Regions from separate parts of the Homo sapiens genome. Here region 1 is linked to region 2. A link is an interaction called in ENCODE POLR2A ChIA-PET data of the cell type or tissue named here. Cell type or tissue: OCI-LY7. All regions are shown on one strand. Region 1 overlaps STK4 (serine/threonine kinase 4). Region 2 overlaps STK4 (serine/threonine kinase 4).

Region 1 (2,500 bases), 80 kb before region 2:
AAAAGCACTTAGATTGTTTCAAAGATGTATTCGAGCCGTCATATGCTAAATGACGAGTTAATGGGTGCAGCACACCAGCATGGCACATGTATACATATGTAACTAACCTGCACATTGTGCACATGTACCCTAAAACTTAAAGTATAATAATAATTAAAAAAAAAGAAAAAAAAAGTTTGTCAAAGTATTATCAGAGGTTTGCAGCTGTCTATCTCAAGGCAGTGGCAATTTCCTTTGTTATGCTGTGGTCCCTGAAGTAGTTGAAATAGTGACTTTTGCATTTTGTAAACCACAGAGAGTCAACACTTCAAAGAAACATACTTGATCTTCCTTTGTATAAGCTGTTTATACAACTTTGATTATACTTGAGAAGTGAGGTATTGTCCAATGTTTATACAATTACAATTCAGGACTTTACCAAAAAAACCCTGGCATATGAGATGTTCGTTCTGACTTCTGAGTTTATAGAAGTTTCAGTTCTGAAGTTTAAGAGGAGTTTCACTTCATCCCTTTTCATTTTGAAGGTAGGAGTTTTTATGATGTCATTGGTATTTAATTTTTAGGACCTTTTGATTTTCAAAGGTCACTGTGATCATTTTGTTCTGTTGATATCAAGTTAAGGCAGTTTTGACTTGGAGCAGTTCTCCATTTCTCTAGTTTATAGTCCTTGATATTCATAAACTATAAGATTGTCCTTCTGAGATCAGTGTTTATTGGTAGATACACTTGATGTGGTCAGGGTTTTTGTTGGTTTGTTTTATTTTTTGTCTTCTAATTTTAATCTGTTTTATTTAGGAAGGTACACATTTGTGTGTGTGTGTGTGTGTGTGTATGTGTGTGTATTTAAGTCTTTTGTTGTAATAATTGATATTATCCAGCTAGTCTAAACCTTTTTTTTTCTACAAAGAGGTCTCCAGTGTGACTACTTCCATATTTCACCGTTTCCTCAGCTCTCTATTCTTTGTTGTTCTTTGTAGTTTCAGGAAGCCATTGTGTAGACTACACACACACACACACACACACACACACACACACACACACACATATTCCTTGGCAAGTTCCTTCTTTAAGCTCATTAGTAATTTTCAGAGATCTCAGAGTTTTAAAAAAATGTTAATTTATAACCTCCCATGTTTGTTATGATTGTCTAGCATAGTCAGAAATCTGAATTATCTGGAAATTGTGAGCAGCCAAGTACCTTTGATTTTTGGGACTAGTCAAAGGTATGTATCTACTCATAGGAAGGTCTTTGTGAGAATATCTGAAACTCACAGCTGCCTAGTGATTTTTCACTTTTGATCATATCTAAATGTACACTTTCCACTTTCTGTTTCTGTGATACCTACAGAATTTATGTGTTTTGACAAACTTACAAAAAACTTGCTAATGGAAGAGCAAAGGTTTCCCGTGTCTTCCTTAGTCTGCAGTCCAATTCATAGTTATGTTTCAATTCATAGTTACCTTACATTAAACACCTTTTCTGAAGAGATAATTACATCATTTTAATTCATGAAATCTCAAGATTTAAATAGATTTTGAAGGATACATCGAATGCTTGAATCTACAGCATTTCAGCCACATGACTTTTTTTTTTTTTTTTTTTTTTTTTGAGACAGTCTCTCTCTGTCACCCAAGCTTGAGCGTAGTGGCGCAATTTCGGTTCACTGCAAACTCTGCCTCCTGGGTTCACGCCATTCTTATGCTTCAGCGTCCTGAGTAGCTGGGATTACAGGCATGCGTTACCACGCCCAGCTAATTTTTTTGTATTTTTAGTGGAGACGGGGTTTCACCATGTTAGCCAGGATGGTCTCGATCTCCTGATCTCGTGATCTGCCTGTATCGGCCTCCCAAGAAACCTTGTTTCTTAAAACAGTCTTAACTAGTGAAGTCTGTATAGAGAAGTTCCTGAGATGCTAATTATAAAAAAAAGATATATTTTATGTTCTAGTTCCTAGCAAATAAAATGTATTTTGTGTTTATATTTCTTTATTCACAGGCAGCTGAAAAAGTTGGATGAAGATAGTTTAACCAAACAACCAGAAGAAGTATTTGATGTCTTAGAGAAACTTGGAGAAGGGTGAGTGTAAAGAAACTATAGGTAGGTCATTGGGTCCCAGTCTTTTTCCTGCCCCAGAAGAAGCAGAAGGATATGAACCTTTCAGCATTGTTCTAGGTGGGGTGGAAGGTAAATTTACAGCTTGTGATGTCCTTCTTCGCTTTACTCCAATCCCTATTATAGACAGATTTAGTGATTCCTGGTCTTTTTAACACGAAGAATATCTATTGTTTTCTCTTTTGTAGGATCTGTATGATTTTATCTACTTAACAGATAGCACTAATTAGATTAAAATTCTATAAGAAACTTTTTAATTTGCTGTTCATAATTTCTGATTGGTATGCAATAACTGTTTCAATGAAAATCAATGTAATTTAGTATTTTAATATTTGCACCTTTGTGAAATATAGTAAATAAATTAAGCACTATCACCACCTTCACAGC
Region 2 (2,500 bases):
GCTTTAATAACATCTTTGCATGGTACGCCCTTAGAATTAATTCCTGCAGTAGAATTATTGGGTCAAACTGTTCACAAATTTGAAATTTTGATACATATTGTTAAATTTCCCTATCGTTTTTGGTATGTGAATTGTTGCTTTATATTATTTACTGAATTTTCCATGGAATTCTTATTTTCTTTATTGATTTTAAAGACTTCTTCAGCTATCAAGTCAGGTTATGAACCTTTTAACATATGTGGTAAAGATATTCTGCTAGAATATCTTTTAAAGCTTTGTATATGGTATCTAACTTCAGACATTTAAATTTTTATATATTTTGATTTATTAGCTTTTTCTTGTGGTTTCTGGAATTTTATGTCATCTTTGGGAAAGTTTTTCACATTCTAAGATTACAAAAATATTAACCCTTACTTTGTTTTAGAATGTTTTATTATTTTTTCTTTCTCAATATTTAATCTATCATGTATTTGTCTTGGTGTTAAGAGTAAGGTAGCAATCGAGCTTTATATTTTTCTAACAACCAAGGGTTTAAAAAATACATAATTAATTTAGAATTACCAAATCTTAATAGCTTATAGTACCTAAAAGTGGCTTGTTTTTACAGATAGAAACTTTCCACTTCAAACTCTGAGTTTTAATGTTTTTCGGCTTTTAAAACCTCTAGAAAGAAACTGTGAACAGAACACCGTATTGGTTTTGGCATTAACCTTAATGCATCTCAAATAGGCTGATTCTACAGAATTTGATCCAAAGTACTTCTATGTCTTGATCCTTTTTTTGCCAAGCAAAATTGATTGTTTCTAACCAAAAGGCCTTTAGTGCTAGACTGAAAGAAAAGTAAGGTGGTCCTTCTGTGCTGGTTGTATTTTATATAATTTGGCATCAAGTACAATGCTTTTTATTTTTCTCTTTAGTTTCTTTCTTTTCTCTAGCCTTTGATGGTCCAGGCCTCTTGTTGCTAGGGGGCTTTTTGGGAGACAAATTCAAATCCTTACTGTCTAGCTCATTGTTATTGTATCTTTTAGTGAGTTCCTTTTTTCATGGTAGTTCAATAAGTGGTTACCAGGGGTCTTTCTTTGACAGTTATTACTAGCTTCTCTTGTATAGTGGGATTTAGCTGTGGGTTGATTTGTTGTGCTGGTATGTTTTCAACTGCAGCGATGCATTGCTCTATCACATGGATTCTTTTTATAGCTTCATTAGAGGTGTTTTAGTTCCTCTTTTGAATATTTATCTGAGTATCTTAGTACCTTGGCAGTCACACTATCCTAAATTATTATAGTGCCTTCTAAAGTAGATTTTGTCATTGAGGCTTATGTTTAGGTCAGGCTTGCAGGCAGGGAGACAGATTATGCCATTGTGGTTGAGAGGCATATAGTGGTTAAAACCACTGGAGTTATTCTGTTAGGGCTCATAGCCTATCTTCTCCACCTATTATGCCACCTGTCTAACCCTTGATTGTCTTATCTGTCAAACATGGTAAAGTCATACCTCTTTCATAGGGCTGTCGTGAGTATCAAATGAGATGCAGGTTGCGTAATCCCAAATCCAAAAATCCAAAATCCAAAACACTTCTGGTCCCAGGCATCTTGGATAAGGGATACTAAACCTGTAATGCACGTAAAGCACCTTTAGGACAATGGTCCTTACTGCTGGCCTGCAATAAGCACTTAATAAATGTTATTATTTTCTTCTTTTTTGGTGTTGGTTTGCTCTTCTATAATGTTACAATGCTATTTTGTTAACCTTCTAGTTGTAAAAACACACTCATTATAGAAAGTTTAGAGACTGAAGAAAAGCTTAAAGAAGAAAATGTCTCTTACAACTCTTCCACCCCCCCCAGCAATAATAATTACATTTTAACATTTCCTTCCAGTTTTTTAATACTTAGATATTATTTTACACAGCTGAGATCATTCTGCATGCATAATAAATCTTGATTTTTTTTCACTTAACATATCTTAAACATTTTCTCATATCATTAAAAACACTTGTGAAATCATTTTTAAGGGTCACATAGTAGCCCATCACATTACATTCTTTTGATTGATTTAATCATCCTCTTTTTACTTGGCATTTAACATTTGGGGCTTTTTTGGTTGGAGTTGGGTTGTTTTCAGGTCGTTCTAATATATTAAGCCAGGCTTTTTTCTTGTCAACAGGAGGTTTGGGGATTGAGTCTTTGTGATTGTTTTTATTGTTGCATTTTTTTGCCTGTTGAGTGTGTGAATTAAGCTGGGGTTTTAACCATCAGCACCTGCGCTCTCAGACTCTTGCCACCACCTTTCTGGACAATCTCCATGCTCTGCTTTTTAAACTTTTTCTGATGAGTTTCTTTTCTTCTGTGCTAGAAGAAAGATGAATGGAGACTATGTTTGGTGTTTAGGTTTCTGACCCGGCAGTGCCATGTGAATGCCCAGTAGCTAGCCAAGGTCAACAGCACTGCCTGTTAATGGCTTTTTACTGAAGTAGTCCTGTCGAGCAGTTTCTGGTGAGA

The links. Peaks named below come from ENCODE experiments on the same cell type or tissue, not always from the same donor. Only the 100,000 strongest peaks of a DNase experiment are listed, where the experiment ranks them.
Region 1: POLR2A ChIA-PET joins it to region 2 with 24 read pairs; 10 of 35 experiments call an interaction of 5 or more read pairs at or near these places.

What each region holds. Positions count from the first base shown.
Region 1 is chr20:44,970,082-44,972,581 of GRCh38, forward strand. It overlaps STK4 (serine/threonine kinase 4), which reads left to right. Exons shown (of 11, transcript NM_006282.5): 2 at 1,997-2,077. Among named protein-coding and RNA genes, the nearest start is that of STK4, 4.8 kb to the left of the region's middle. In OCI-LY7, no CTCF peak of the experiment used is centred here; DNase peaks (open chromatin) are centred at 262, 990 and 1,290; H3K4me3 peaks cover 1,929 bases; H3K27ac peaks cover 2,420 bases.
Region 2 is chr20:45,050,442-45,052,941 of GRCh38, forward strand. All of the region lies in intron 10 of STK4 (serine/threonine kinase 4), which reads left to right. Among named protein-coding and RNA genes, the nearest start is that of KCNS1, 49 kb to the right of the region's middle. RefSeq lists a silencer at 1,389-1,458. In OCI-LY7, no CTCF peak of the experiment used is centred here; a DNase peak (open chromatin) is centred at 1,170; H3K4me3 peaks cover 1,736 bases; H3K27ac peaks cover 2,500 bases.